2 separate regions of the Mus musculus genome follow, and region 2 is linked to region 1. A link is a contact called in ENCODE Hi-C or POLR2A ChIA-PET data. All regions are on one chromosome and are shown on one strand. The core of a region is the stretch at or near the end of the contact, and the rest is flanking DNA. Distances in the headings are between cores, read along the strand shown. Region 1 holds the start of Lpin1 (lipin 1). Region 2 has its middle 24 kb from the start of Ntsr2.

Evidence for each region. Hi-C counts contacts between places; a loop is a spot of excess contacts on that map. ChIA-PET counts read pairs that join two places held with the same protein, here RNA polymerase II (POLR2A).
Region 2: a map of heart shows a loop between it and region 1 (2.1-fold over the local background). The contact joins the enhancer-like site here to the promoter of Lpin1 in region 1. A Hi-C loop is called at or near these places in 6 of 37 maps with a recorded cell type or tissue (CH12F3, gastrocnemius, heart and 3 more). POLR2A ChIA-PET finds 5 or more read pairs at or near these places in 1 of 5 experiments (Patski).

What each region holds. Positions count from the first base shown.
Region 1 is chr12:16,586,833-16,594,783 of GRCm38, reverse strand. It overlaps Lpin1 (lipin 1), which reads left to right and starts at 5,014. Exons shown (of 21, transcript NM_015763.4): 1 at 5,014-5,066.
Region 2 is chr12:16,625,748-16,633,698 of GRCm38, reverse strand. It overlaps a transcript of Lpin1 not described here. Among named protein-coding and RNA genes, the nearest start is that of Ntsr2, 24 kb to the left of the region's middle. Within about 2 kb of position 2,738, at least 1 of the 3 ENCODE cell types and tissues checked has a DNase peak (open chromatin) inside an H3K27ac peak, as active enhancers do; it is gastrocnemius, where a contact is called at or near this core.

The DNA of each region.
Region 1 (7,951 bases), core at 3,765-6,264:
TCAACAATATGTCTCTGTGAACGCTGAGTGAGAACCAAGGATGGTCCAGTGACAAGAATTTTACTTGATCCATGTCCCAACACAGGAACTCCTCTGATTGCACCAAAATGCTGAGCCGAGGCTGGGTCACTCATGATGGATGGCCAAGGGAGTTGAGCTTCAGCCATGCCTGTGCCAGGGATGAGCTGGGCTGGAACTCAGGCCCACAGAATTTTAGTCCCTAAATATTGTGTATCTACCCAGGTTGCTTATTTTTTTTTGTGGGAAATTGTAGACCAGCCGTTCTCAACTTGTGGGTCATGACCCCTTTGGAGGTCACATATCCTACATTATCAGATTTCAGGCCTGCCCTGAAAAAGACGACATGGAATTCCATTGACCAGGGAGCAGTGGGACTAAGGAGACTCTAGGGGAAAGGTCTAGGGCTCAGATCAACAAGTATATACCATGAAGTCTAGCTTCAACTAACTGGCCATGTGTCTGTTAACTGGCCGTGTGACTTCAGCCACTTCTTGGTGCCTTACTTTCTTTATTCCTCTGGGACAGCAAATGGTATCTACTCTATAGGGCTTGTTAAAAAAGAAATGTGGTATACAGAGTCTAGAGCCGGGGTTGGCTTGGAAATAGCCTTTAAATGCTAGCCACCGCTGTCCTTACTTTATGTCTATTGGTCTGCCACTCTATATACAGGAGGACTCTTTCAGCCTTGGGATTCACAGAGGTACTATGACTGTACTCATCTCACGCTGAACTCTTGGGTCCCTGCCCTTGTCTCACCCTTTCTGGACAGCTAGTTTCTTAGCTGGGCAATGTGAGACTTGAGACATATGACTCACAGGACTGGTGCCCTCACCCTGGCCTGACAAGGTCACAGGTGACACAGCTGACTGGGGACAGAGAATTTTGTTTGTCCCTAGCGGCAAGTGGTGAAGTAGTCAGTAGCTTCCCAGAGCAGCATCCGTTCTTCCTAAATTATAGAATTCATCCGTCCAGTCTATGCTGACGTTGACCTCCGTCAGCCTCACTCTGTACCTTGGCACCACTATAGTCCCGTGTTGTCCTTCTGGTCTAGCCTGGCTCATTGAATCTTTCCCATATGACCACAGTGAAAAGACCGTTATGGTGGTGCCTCTCTTGCTTTCTCTGAGGGAGACATCTTACACAGTAGCTACGATTGTCCCTGCCCACCGAGGCCAGACTCTGTCAGCTCTGACGGACCCCAGGTTCTCTGTATTCGCTGTTGATTGCCCCTTGCCCTTAGCTCCTCCATCTGGCCTGGATTTGCCCAGAGGGACTCAGGACTCCCAGACTGGGATGAATCCTCTTGCTTGGGGACTGGACTGCCCAGACCCTTCGTCAGTGGACAACCCTTGGGCTGGTAGCAACATTGAACATATGATCACTACTTGAGACCGTGTGCTTACTGAGGACAGGTACCCTCATGTAGCCCAGGAATCTACGACATCACAGGTCGCTGTGCTGACTGGGAACTGAGTAAATGACTAGGGAACACGGCCACAGTGTGTGTGTCAGCCCAAGGCTTCGTGTGTTGGCAATGTTGTAGGCCTGAGTCCCAGGGGAGCCTGGGTGCTATTTCCTTCCTGGCGTGATGGGGGATGGATTGGAGTAACACAGACTCTAAGATGCGTGCTTGCTGCCAGCTAGCAGCTTCCCTTATATGTCTTTGACACCCCCCCCCCCCTTACCCCTTTTGCTCTCCTGGAGCATCACCCTGATTAAGATGGCCCTGGTGACACACTGAAGTCTGCCTTCCCTGATGCCTTTGTTCCTGCCCCTTGCCATTCCCAGATTACTTTCCTCTTCCTCTGCCTTTGGAACCAGGACCATTTATACCCTCTCCCCAGAAATTCCCCCAGGCCCAGGCCCAGTGCCATGGGCTGTATCCTGTCTCTGCTGGGGTTTCCCACTGCTGGGTCGAGTTGTCCTCCCTCACCCTAGTGAAGCGGTACCAGGTGGCCAGAGGTTCCCACCTTGCTTCTGAGGACCCCAGTAAGGAAATCCCCACGATGAAGAAGCCACATTGTGTCACCTGGGGTTGGCGTCAGAGCCTGGGCTCTGCCAATCCTAATTCCCTGACAAGTGGGGCTCTGCCCCCATGCCTTCAGTGGGCCAGTCAGACAGAAGGGGGATGGGGAAGAGCAGAGGAAGGAGACATAGTCAGTGTGGCCCCAGCAGGAAGAGGAACAAAGAAGGTGTGTGGGGATTCTCTTCCTAGAAGGCAAGCTTCCTCCTCCAGGAGGATGCCGGGCTTCATTCAGCCATTGTCTTCTCCCTGAGTGGGAGTCCTAGGGAAATTCTAGTTTCTCCAGAGGGCCAGCGTCTCCTTTGGGTACCTTAAAGCCGGGGGCCCTCTATTAAGGGCTAGCCTTAGACTCTGAAGAGCCCCCCATTCCCAGAAGCCCTAGGCATTAGTGCTCTGTCCTTCTGGGACAGCACCCAGTGGCTCTGCAAGACTTTCTGCTGTGATTTTGCAGAGCCGACCACTAGAGTGGAGAGGTCCACCTATGGTGGCTGTGGGGGTCTCATGAAGAGGGCCGCTCACTCTTCTGTCCACACCTGCCCAGGCATGCTGGTTAGCCGTGCAGCATTCAGGAAAACAGAACCTAAGGACTTAACAGTTACCGTCACTGCCAGCAACTGAGGAGACCGATTTTCATTTAGAAGGGGTGGGTGTTTTTATATTCACATCAGCAGGGACCAGTTCCTGGTGTGGCGAGGAACACCTGCGGTCCCATGTTTAGCAAAAGAGCAATTTTCAGCACCGCATAGCCTGTTGTCCCATCCTGATGGACGCCTGCATGATGCTTGTCCTTTCTGAGGGACCAGGGAGCCAGCTGCAGCCACCAAGTCCTTATAGAATTCCCACTCCTAGGACTACTGGATTTTAGAATTGAAAATCTAGTCAGTGTTGGCCAAGAACTTAACAAGTTCCTTTCCAGCCTCCAAAGGACCTGCTTAACCAACACCTCCGCTCACTTCCTGGATTGTAAAACTGAGTACGGAATCGAGGATGCTGTACTGCTGAGCCCAGGATTGGCTCCTTCCTCCTCTAGCTAGAGTCATTAGGTTATTTCCCCTCTTCCGACTTGGGCTGAACACAGCAGGTACTGGGATTGGCTCAGGGGATCACCTCAGTTCTCTGGCTGAGTCACAGCTCAGCGGCAGGAGCGTGGCTGCAGACAAAACACTGCCTAGGGCCCCACCAGGGGGGCTCCAGACTTTGCCGGGTTAGAACACCTGGGCTTCAGAGACTCCAATTTTTGTATAGTGCGACCATCTCCTGTGACCTAGTGAATGTTTCTGAGATAAGTGACCTGTTTGTGGGATCTTCTTATAGGCAGCAGGCAAAGCTGGTCCTATCTTTGCTACTCAGAGCTGTCTGGGTGCGTTTGCGGTTGTGTGTGCGGGTTCCAGACCCCAGGTTCATTTGTGGGGTAAGGGCTTTGGGCTGGACTTTATGTGTTCAGATTCTCCTCCACCTGCTTCAAATCTGGAAAATAATAATAATAAAAATGACCTTATTTAGATGACAGAATGTAAGACTGTAAGACATGCTTTCTGGAAGGCCTTGGGGTGGGGGTGTGGAGGATGGAGGAGATGATGGAGGTGGGGCAGGGTGCCTTCATTCTGGGGTCCAGAACCCCAGGACTTTGTGGGCAGCGGAGACAACCCTTGTGGCTACTTGTGTTGCCCCAAGTGCAGCTGGAGCGCTTCCACCTCTGTCTTTATGCTCAGAGTCACCCTGCCTGTGCTGATCTCCTGAGCACTGGGGTGGAGGCAGCCCAGCCTGGCTCAGTTCCCTTGCAGGTCTTCGGTGGCCTGGTCTTGGACTGGGGTCCTAGCTTGCTTGGTGGGCAGAATCCCTTGAGAGGGATCTCCAGTGCCTCGGAAACCCAGTGTGGGGGTGGGGGTGGGGACCTGTAATTCCAGAAACCGGAAAGCAGAGGGATTGGAAGTTCGTGGTCACCTTTAGATTCGTAGATTTTAGGACCAGTTTGGGGTACACAAGCCACTCCTCCCTGGACCTCCCCACGAACTAGTTTTTCTCAAGGTGGGACGCACCCGTCATCATTCTGACCTCCCTCTCCTGGGTTGCTTGTGGCTGGCATCCATTTCTGACTCATATTTCTGCATATAGTTTCCGGTGACAGGTACATTATACTTGGGCTCTCTCTGTTGGTCTACGAGACCCCAGGTATATGTTCTCCAGCAGTCTTCCTCAAGGTCTTTGCTCTTCTGTCCCCCAGAAAGCACTGACTCTTCGGAGGGTTGTTGTATATATAATTTGATATTTATTACCTGGATGTAGCTCAGTTAGCGGATGTGAAGCTCTGGGGTCCATTCCCGGCTCGCATAAAGTAGGCATGGTGGGGGTAGGATTGCCTGTAACCTCAACACTTGGGAGGTAAGATAGGCAGATCCGAAGTGCAGGGTCATCCAGGAACCCATAGAAAGCTTGAGGCAAGCCCGGGATATAGGAGTCCTTGTCTCCTAGTAGTCTCGTGACACTTAAGAGTGACTTGGTCTGACTTGAGCCATTCCACCCCCAGACCTGGCATTGTCTGTTATTATTTATTCCTTCCTGGCTCTGCTGACTGGTGGTGAATGTTAGCCAGGAGGGAGGCAGGATGTGGGAGTGCTAAGATTAGGAATTGATCCCTAGCTTGTGACAGGCACATCAGGGGAAGAACTAATTGTAAACTGACATAAGGTCAAAACAGGGTCAGGCTGTGGAATTAGAAGACTTTGGCTGCCTACTCCCTGGAACGCCAAGGCAGACAGTCCAGTCTGGGGAGGGATGGGATGGGAAGGGGGAGGCGGGGATATGAGAGGGAGGTGGGAGGTGGGGTGGGGTGGGGGGGGGGTCTGTGGGCTCTGAAAGCATCCCAGCAGCACGCTCCTCCAGAGTCCCCTGGCGTCGCCCCGGAGACTCCGCCTCCTTTCAGGCCCCGCCCCTTGCCGTGCTTTAGCTGACAGCCGCTCCGGCCCGCTGTTTGCATACAAAGGCAGCCACACGCGTGCGCGCCTGCTCGTGAATCCTCTTGGTGAGTAGCAATGGGGACCCGGGGCCCAGCTTGCGCCCCAAAGCCCATTACTGAGACGTGGGGCCCCGCAGGGAGGCGATGTGGGCCGTGTTGTGACACAGGCCTTCCCGTGGGGTGTCGAAGCTTGCAGGGACCCCGTGGCGGTCCGAGACCCGGATGAGACGTATCCCAAAGGGTTTAGGATTCAGGCTTTGCAGCCAAGGAAACTGAGTCTAGGCTGGTAGGTTGACCTTCGTGCCCAAGGGCACGCCTCCGCTGGGTGGCAGCGAACTGGGAACCGGGATTCTTAGATAATCAAGCTCGCAGCAGGCCTCTCTGCAGCTTTGCAGTCTGGTGGGCACTGGGCCTGTGGCTCCCTTAGTAGCTGCAGGCACTTTTATCTGGGAAAGGCCGGGGGGAATATGGGAGGGAAAGCAATGCTTTGGAAGTCATATTAAGTATTAATATTAAGTCATATTAAGGGGACAGAGTCAAGGTGGCTGGCTGATAATTTGTGTGGCCAGTAGTTGCTCCAGACGCCCACCCTCCTTGGCAGGAGGCAAGAAGGAAAGCAATGGTCTGGGCTGGGCTGGGGCGTGTGGGAAAAAGCTTCCAACTGGGTAGTGAAGTTGTGGGGAAGACTGTAACGGTTCTAGGAGGAGAGGATAGCGGCCCATGGGGATTCACACATATACTATCTATCCTTTGTTCCATAAAATACGTTTTATGAATGAAAGCAGTTAAGGACTAATATCTGCACCACTAAGGGGACTTTCTAGTGTTCCCAGAAAGGCTGAAAGATCCCACTGTGTTGATTCCCTGTGTTGACAAAGCTTCCTGTTTGCCGACAGCGCGCTTCTGCTGTCACGGGTTTTGTGTGTGGGTGTGTGTTTTGGCCCTTATTCCTGCTTGTGTAGGGCCTGGTGGTTGGATTGGGAAGCCTGGGGCTGAGCTTGGTTTTGTCTTGGTGGCTGTCCCACCTCACGTGATTTCTACCCTTTTTAGGTGGCAGTCAGCAATGTTCTTATGATGCTTGTCACTTTATTGAAAGGGACAACATGCCCAGTCTTGTTGCCTGGGTGATAAGTTGGGGTTCAGATGAAGGAGATAGGATCCTTGGTTGCTGTTCTGTGTGGGGTGCTGTCTGCTGGGGAGGCTGGGGTGGGTCTTTGCTTATCTATTGCTCTCAGTGCTTCAGGCTAAAGAGAGGGAAAGGTCAGGAGATGGCAAGACAACTGACTACTGATAGCTGGAAATCCATGGGCCAGAGACATCACTTGGGAGCCTCCCTATCTAGAGTGAGGGAAAGGCCACCCTTTGTTTACTAGACTGATGAACCGAGAGGCTCCAGGTTGTTACAACTTCGGATTGTTACACCCTGATGGGGCAGCCCAGGGTACCACTGAGGTCCCTTTATAGGGCTAGGCTGGTCCTGGCTACCCAAGGCTAGCCCCTGGTCCATAACTTGGCACACCCTTTCCCCACCTTAGATTGTGAATCCATTTTTTTGTGTGTCTTTTCTCTCTTAGGTTCAGGGTCTGTAAGGGACCAATAAAGGTATAAATTGATTTGAAAAGCACGCGGGTGGGAATGCTTAGGGGCACAGGTATCTTGTTTCAGAATAGCTAGGTATGGGGTTGGTGTTCTTGGTTTCTGGAGCCTTTTGAAAATCAAACAGAAGGGAGTGGTGCAGGCTGGTGGGTGAATTGGCTGCACTTGGACGTCTTTGTACGTGAACTTGGAGCTGTCCTCTTGACCTGACTGTCTTGCCCAGACTAGTCTGGAACTCAAGGTCATCCTGCCTCAGCCTTCTTGGTGCTAGAATCACGGGTGTGTGCCACCATACTCTGCCTGCCTCAAACTATGTTTATTGTGAAACATGAATATATCCTTGCAATATCTCAGTATTTATCTGATTCAGTAGTGTCTGTCCCCTGCTCTGCATGTGTGTGTGTGTGTGTGTGTGTGTGTGTGTGTGTGTGTGTGTGTGTGTGTGTGTAGGTACAGCCTTCATACTTTAAACACACATGAAGTACTCTGCTACAGGAGACTTAGTACGGTATTTTTTGGAGCTGCTTGTTACCGTTGGGTCAGTACCCAGGCTTTCCCTGGGATGTAGACTGAGGAAAGACCATTCGTAGGCTCCTTCCCAGTACCTCTGGGTGGTGGGTGCTGTTTGAATCACCCACCCTACAGGCTCAGAATGGAGCCACAATTCTCTTGGAAACGCAGGGGATATGTGACCATTGCTAACGACCGAGGCAGGATTGCAGGGAAGTACAGCAATGTACAAAGGTCCCAGGGGCAGAGTCTTCTAGACCAAGCTGTGTATCTGGACAGAGGGCCCTCACAAGTGTGTGAAAAGACACTGGGGCTTCCAAGGAGAGCAAAGATCCTGAGCTCTGCAAGGGAGCTAATAGTTAAGAGCTGGTAAGGTTCTAAGTCCTAACCCAAGGCAATGTCACAGAGTACAGGGGCCACACTGGGTCTTCTATGTGTCTCTCTCCTGCTGGCCAGGCCCTGGGTGCTTCTTGGCAGGGACCTGAGGACACTCATTACCTGGGATTATGATACCCACTTGTTGCCAGAGCTCAGTTCTGACAAGTCTTATGTCACTTAGAAGACCTTCCAGCCCCAGAGCAGGGATCAGATCCTAGTTGTCCCTGCTACTGGGGCTTCCTTTCTTTTAAAATGAAGGCTAATGAGAACCTTGTTAAAAGCAGTATTCAGAAATCAGTGTGTGTGTGTGATTATGCACGTCGCAGCTTGTGTGTGTCTGTGTGTGTGTGTGTGTGTGTGAGAGAGAGAGAGAGAGAAAGAGAGAGGCAGACAGAGAGAGAGAGAGAGAGAGAGAGAGCTTAAGCATGTCACAGCATGAGTGTGGAGGACAGAGGACAACTTCATAG
Region 2 (7,951 bases), core at 1,489-3,988, 41 kb before region 1:
TTATTGTGGCGCTGGAGTGTAAGCCTATGGCCTCACACATGCCTGGCAAGCATCCTACCACTAAGATATACCCCAAAACCCAAATCAGGATCTTAGCCCCATGGTCCAAGGCAATCACCAGGCTGTGCTTTGCCCACTTCGGTCACCCAGTTATGTTTACTGAGAGCAGTTAGGTGCCTGCTCCTCTGCTGGAGATTTGTGAGCAATTCTGGCCCACACAGCCTAAACCCAGACTAAAGTCTAGCCTTCCTGGACCTCCCATCCTGGACAGTCTTATAAACAAACAGTGAAAGCAAAACATTGTGTGCTGTGCTATATGAGAGGGAAAACAGAGCAGAGTGTAGGGCCCGGACTCTGAGTCGGGAGGGAGGACGGCAGCAACACGGGGCTCACTGGGAAGACGCCATTGGAGCAAAGACTTGAAGGGGACCAGAGGAACTGACACTGAGTTTGGGGATAAGTGCTCCAGATAGGTGATTTGCTAGGACCCAGGAAGGATGGACAGGAGACCGTTTGTATTTTATATTACATGGGGACATTTATACCGTGTATTGCAGAAAGGGATGTCCCACACATACAGGCCACTGATAGCTTAGCAGGCATGAACTGCTAATGGCTTCTTCTGAGCTGACTGTTCAGCCCAGGTGACCGTGAAAGAGCACAAGGCTGACATCAGGGAACACTAACTAGGTTGAACATCTAAAATTTTCTTATATTTATTTTGGGTGTGGGTGGTACATACAATGCTTGTGTGTGCCTTGGCATGTGTGTGTTTGTGTGTGTATACCTTGGCATGTGTGTGTGCATGTGCTTGTGTGTGCCTTGGCATGTGTGTGTTTGTGTGTATATATCTTGGCATGTGTGTGTGCATGTGCTTGTGTGTGCCTTAGCATGTGTGTGTTTGTGTGTGTATACCTTGGCATGTATGTGTGCATGTGCTAGTGTGTGCCTTGGCATGTGTGTGTTTGTGTGTGTATACCTTGGCATGTGTGTGTGCATGTGCTTGTGTGTGCCTTAGCATGTGTGTGTTTGTGTGTGTATACCTTGGCATGTATGTGTGCATGTGCTAGTGTGTGCCTTGGCATGTGTGTGTTTGTGTGTGTATACTTTGGCATGTGTGTGTGCATGTGCTTGTGTGTGTCTTGGCATGTGTGTGTTTGTGTGTGTATACCTTGGCATGTGTGTGTGCATGTGCTTGTGTGTGCCTTGGCATGTGTGTGTTTGTGTGTGTATACCTTGGCATGTATGTGTGCATGTGCTTGTGTGTGCCTTGGCATGTGTGTGTTTGTGTGTGTATACCTTGGCATGTATGTGTGCATGTGCTTGTGTGTGCCTTGGCATGTGTGTGTTTGTGTGTGTATATCTTGGCATGTATGTGTGCATGTGCTTGTGTGTGCCTTGGCATGTGTGTGTTTGTGTGTGTATACCTTGGCATGTATGTGTGCATGTGCTTGTGTGTGCCTTGGCCTGTGTGTGTGTATGTGGGGGGGGGGTGGTCAGAGGACAACTTGGGAGAGTTGGTTTCTTCTTCCACCACGTGGGTTGTAGGGATTGATGTTAGACCGTTGGGAGCCTGTACCTGATTGGCCAACTCACTTGACCCACATTCAACATTTTAAACTGTGCCAGAGTCCAGATCTCCAGATGATGAGGGAGAAGTGTAGGAAATGAGGGAGACATAGCTATCCTGAACTTCAGGGAGAAGCTGACCAGCTGACTGGAGAGGCTACGACTGAACTCTGGGATGACTGTCTTTCTACCTCTCCTACAATGCCTGCTGTCTGGAGAGGAGGTGGAAGGCAGAATGGACTAGCCAGCTCTCTAGATAAAACATGACTTTGTTATTTCTCTCTCATTGTTCCGCTCACATAATCACCACCTCAAAGTCCCAGGAGCATTTTGGCACTGGTATGGGTAGGTGCTCCTTTGAGGCTGCCTTTTGCCCATTTTATCCTTGGATCTTCCTTACCTTGCCTCTCTGATCTACTCTCTGACCCCACCACACACACACTTGTGGTTTCCGAACCACAAGTCTTATTTCCCCAAATGCTGATATCCCCCTGGGAGTAGATATTATCTCTATCGTACTGCTGAGGAGTTGGAGGCACACATTCTGTGGTTTGCCTTTGGGCACAGAGAGATGATGGCACCTTTTTTTTTTTTTTAAAAGCAGAGCACATTTCAATTATTACCCAGAGTCACAGTGTTCAGATTTTTTTGTTGTTGTTGGTTGTAAAGAGAACATGGTGGCTCAAGGTACTTACAAAGAACTGGCTTCGAGTTCAGAATAACCTTGCACAGAGGTGGATGCTGGGAACATGTATTGAGCAGCTCTGTCTTTGGAACAACTCCTATCCTATTGGGAATGGGAGCCGGGATGGAGAAACAGCTGGCCTTGGGAAAGGTCATTTTGATTCTGCAGGTCATGAAATGTGAGAGAAAAACAAACAAACAAACAACCCACCCTAACCAAAACAAAACAAAAATACAAAATCTCAGAGTGATGTCCTTAGGTGGTTCTGCAAGTCCTTACTAGTGCGTGAGCACCTGGAGTTTGTCCTTCCCACCTCACCCTGGCTCTTTCCTCCCATCTTACAGGGCTGGGGAACAAGCTCTACCTCATCCTACTCAAAGGAAAATGAGTTCAAGAATAGGTCTTCTGAGGACAACTATTGAGGGAAGGAAGACAGGCCTGATTTGTCATGCACCTGGGCTTTGGGTGGCTTCCCAGGCCAGGCAGGCAAGGCTGTGGCCTTGGAGTTTTGCTCTGTGCAGGACTGACTGTGCCCTTATTTTCTCCCAAGCTACAGAACCCTCTTGAAGCTAAAATCCTGCCCAGCTCCTGGCTTTTCAGAGATGTGAGAGTCTGTCTTTTCAGGTAGCTCATCCTTATATGCAGCAAGACCTAACCAGGGCTGGTGTGACGGTGTTGGGGGCTGGGGGTTGGGGCAGTCATGACGGCTGGCTGCCTTGGCAGGGACCCAGTTGACTGTGGATAGCTTCGTTCATGCTTGGTAATGTCACCAGGGCAGTCTCGGGAGGCCAGAGGCTTTCAGAGGAGGAACTGGATGTTCTAGAGGCCAAAGGGCTTTGTCTGAGTTATTTATTTAAAACTTCTCTCCTGTTCATGGTTGCAAGAACTGGCTGCCGTGCACCTACCTCTTCTAAGAAATGTAAGAACAGTCCAGGCACCTCCAGGACAGTATCTAGGTGCTCATGTTGTCAGAAACAGTGATTTCTCCACACTTGGGGCTGCTGTTTCTATTGATAAGCTTTTGCTTTTGAGTTGATGATGTAGAGTCAGATGTCACAGTTGTCAGTGGCCCAGTGCCATACAGCCGCACTGTGACCATTGACTGACTTCTTTCCTCCCACTCCAAGTGCCATGTTCTTTAGCAGCTGGCAGTTCTTCCAAAGAGGAGCTCTGCTCTCTGCATGTGCAAACCTGCTCAGCTGGAACCCATTGTGCTGTGAGCAAGGTCAAGGCTTTGCGTTTTGTAAGCAGAAGGCTTACTATGACAGTGAAGGTACCCAAGGTAGATGCCAGATGTGATATCAGCCCCTCTCCCAGACACTTCCCACTGTGAGGCCAAGTCCACAGACGCTGGATTTGCATGCAAAATGTTGTGTTATTACAGTAGCAAGGATCCGGAATCAACCCAGACGCCCATCACCAACAAATAGATAATGGTATTTATACATATACACAATGTTTGTTTGTTTGTTTGTTTATGTTTGTTTATGTTTGTTTATGTTTGTTTTTGAGACAGGGTGTCACTACATAGCTTTGGCTGTCCTGGAACTCATGCTGTAGACGAGGCTGACCTTGAACTCACAAAGACCTGCCTGCCTCTGCCTCCCGAGTGCTGAGATTAAAATGAAAGAGTGCAAAATATATCTGGCTCACAATGAAATTTTTGTCACCCATAAAAAAAAGAAATTATGGAATTTACAGAAAGAAAGATGGATGGAACTGTGAAAATGTATGAAGCAAGGACAGCCAGGCACACACACACACACACACACACACACACACACACACACACACACACACACATGCACAAACAAAACAAAATCAAACAAACACAACACCCTCTCTCTCACACACATGTATCCTGGCTTCTAGTTTTTACTCTGTATATGTATGTGAAGAGTCTGGGTGGCGGTCAGGAAACTAGAGGAGAAAGGAGGTTTTAAGGGAGGTGGGTATGAGGGTGATGGAACACATGTAATATGCAATTGGGAAAAAGAGGAATACCAGGGCAGATGGGCACAGCCAGGATCAAGTCAGGGAGATGAGAGGGGTGGGGGGACAAGAACTAAGTATGTATAAAAATATGGCAGGGAAACCTGTTACTTTGAATGCAAATTTAAAATAAAGCTTAAAACTTAAGAAGATTGAAAATTTGTATCTCTCTGCAGTCCCGAGTCACATGCAGACACTTTGGGGAACTATTTCTTGCCAAGAAAAAAAAAATCCTTGTTTTGAAAGAAATACCTTACAGGTCAATTTCAGCTCCATGGGCACAAACGAACAAGGTTAAATTAATGGGGTTGGGAGTCTGAACAGGTTAGAGGGTGCGCCAGAGAACCGGACAGCTTCTGGGACGGGCAGAAGCACAGAGCCGCTGAGGCAGCAGCCTGGGCGGGCCACAGACAACCGGCCACCATCCGGACCAGAGGACAGGTGTCCGCCTGGCTTGGGAGGCGGCCTCAGCCTCAGCAGCAGTGGTCGCCATCTGGGTTCCGGGACTCCGCGGGACCTAGGAAATTAGTCTGAACAGGCTAGAGGGTGCGCCAGAGAACCGGACAGCTTCTGGGACGGGCGGAAGCACAGAGCCGCTGAGGCAGCAGCCTGGGCGGGCCGCAGATAACCGGCCACCATCCGGACCAGAGGACAGGTGTCCGCCTGGCTCGGGAGACGGCCTCAGCCTCAGGAGCAGCGGTCACCATCTTGGTTCCAGGACTCCCTGGAACTTAGGATTTTAGTCTGCACAGGTGAGAGTCTGCACCACAGAAGCTGACAGCTTCTGGGAACTGCCAAAGCAACACAGCTTCTGAGAGAGGCCCTGTTTTGGGCCTTCTTCTTCGACCAGGAGGAGGTCCAAAAACAAGATATCTGCGCACCTTCCCTGTAAGAGAGCTTGCCAGCAGAGAGTGCTCTGAGCACTGAAACTCAGAGGAGAGAATCTGTCTCCCAGGTCTGCTGAGAGACGGTAACAGAATCACCAGAAGAACAATCTCTAAACAGAGTCAACTATAACTACTAACTCCAGAGATTACCAGATGGCAAAAGGTAAACGTAGGAATCCTACTAACAGGAACCAAGACCACTCACCATCATCAGAACCCAGCACTCCCACTTCGCCCAGTCCAGGGCACCCCAACACACCCGAAAACCTAGACCTAGATTTAAAAGCATATCTCATGATGATGGTAGAGGACATCAAGAAGGACTTTAATAAATCACTTAAAGAAATACAGGAGAACACTGCTAAAGAGTTACAAGTCCTTAAAGAAAAACAGGAAAACACAATCAAACAGGTAGAAGTCCTTACAGAAAAGGAGGAAAAAACATACAAACAGGTGATGGAAATGAACAAAACCATACTAGACCTAAAAAGGGAAGTAGAAACAATAAAGAAAACTCAAAGTGAGGCAACACTGGAGATAGAAACCCTAGGAAAGAAATCTGGAACCATAGATTTGAGCATCAGCAACAGAATACAAGAGATGGAAGAGAGAATCTCAGGTGCAGAAGATTCCATAGAGAACATCGGCACAACAATCAAAGAAAATGGAAAATGCAAAAAGATCCTAACTCAAAATATCCAGGAAATCCAGGACACAATGAGAAGACCAAACCTACGAATAATAGGAGTGGATGAGAATGAAGATTTTCAACTCAAAGGACCAGCAAACATCTTCAACAAAATTATTGAAGAAAACTTCCCAAATATAAAGAAAGAGATACCTATGAACATACAAGAAGCCTACAGAACTCCAAATAGACTGGACCAGAAAAGAAATTCCTCCCGACACATAATAATCAGAACAACAAATGCACTAAATAAAGATAGAATACTAAAAGCGGTAAGGGAAAAAGGTCAAGTAACATACAAAGGCAAGCCTATCAGAATTACACCAGATTTTTCACCAGAGACTATGAAAGCCAGAAGAGCCTGGACAGATGTTATACAGACACTAAGAGAACACAAATTCCAGCCCAGGCTACTATACCCAGCCAAACTCTCAATTACCATAGATGGAGAAACCAAAGTATTCCACGACAAAACCAAATTCTCACATTATCTCTCCACGAATCCAGCCCTTCAAAGGTTAATAACAGAAAAAAACCAATACAAGAACGGGAACAATGCCCTAGAAAAAACAAGAAGGTAATCCCTCAACAAACCTAAAAGAAGACAGCCACAAGAACAGAATGCCAACTTTAACAACAAAAATAACAGGAAGCAACAATTACTTTTCCTTAATATCTCTTAACATCAATGGTCTCAACTCCCCAATAAAAAGACATAGACTAACAAACTGGCTACACAAACAAGACCCAACATTTTGCTGTTTACAGGAGACACATCTCAGAGAAAAAGATAGACACTACCTCAGAATAAAAGGCTGGAAAACAATTTTCCAAGCAAATGGTATGAAGAAACAAGCTGGAGTAGCCATCCTAATATCTGATAAGATTGACTTCCAACCCAAAGTCATCAAAAAAGACAAGGAGGGGCACTTTGTTCTCATCAAAGGTAAAATCCTCCAAGAGGAACTCTCAATTCTGAATATCTATGCGCCAAATACAAGGGCAGCCACATTCATTAAAGAAACTTTAGTAAAGCTCAAAGCACACATTGCACCTCACACAATAATAGTGGGAGACTTCAACACACCACTTTCACCAATGGACAGATCATGGAAACAGAAACTAAACAGGGACACACTGAAACTAACAGAAGTGATGAAACAAATGGATCTGACAGATATCTACAGAACATTTTATCCTAAAACAAAAGGATATACCTTCTTCTCAGCACCTCATGGTACCTTCTCCAAAATTGACCACATAATAGGTCACAAAACAGGCCTCAACAGATTCAAAAATATTGAAATTGTCCCATGTATCCTATCAGATCACCATGCACTAAGGCTGATCTTCAATAACAAAAAAAATAACAGAAAGCCAACACTCACGTGGAAACTGAACAACACTCTTCTCAATGATACCTTGGTCAAGGAAGGAATAAAGAAAGAAATTAAAGACTTTTTAGAGTTTAATGAAAATGAAGACACAACGTACCCAAACCTTTGGGACACAATGAAAGCATTTCTAAGAGGGAAACTCATAGCTCTGAGTGCCTCCATGAAGAAACGGGAGAGAGCACATACTAGCAGCTTGACAACACATCTAAAAGCTCTAGAAAAAAAGGAAGCAAATTCACCCAAGAGGAGTAGACGGCAGGAAATAATCAAACTCAGGGGTGAAATCAACCAAGTGGAAACAAGAAGAACTATTCAAAGAATTAACCAAACGAGGAGTTGGTTCTTTGAGAAAATCAACAAGATAGATAAACCCTTAGCTAGACTCACTAGAGGGCACAGAGACAAAATCCTAATTAACAAAATCAGAACTGAAAAGGGAGACATAACAACAGATCCTGAAGAAATCCAAAACACCATCAGATCCTTCTACAAAAGGCTATACTCAACAAAACTGGAAAACCTGGACGAAATGGACAAATTTCTGGACAGATACCAGGTACCAAAGTTGAATCAGGATCAAGTTGACCTTCTAAACAGTCCCATATCCCCTAAAGAAATAGAAGCAGTTATAAATAGTCTCCCAGCCAAAAAAAGCCCAGGACCAGACGGGTTTAGTGCAGAGTTCTATCAGACCTTCAAAGAAGATCTAATTCCAGTTCTGCACAAACTTTTT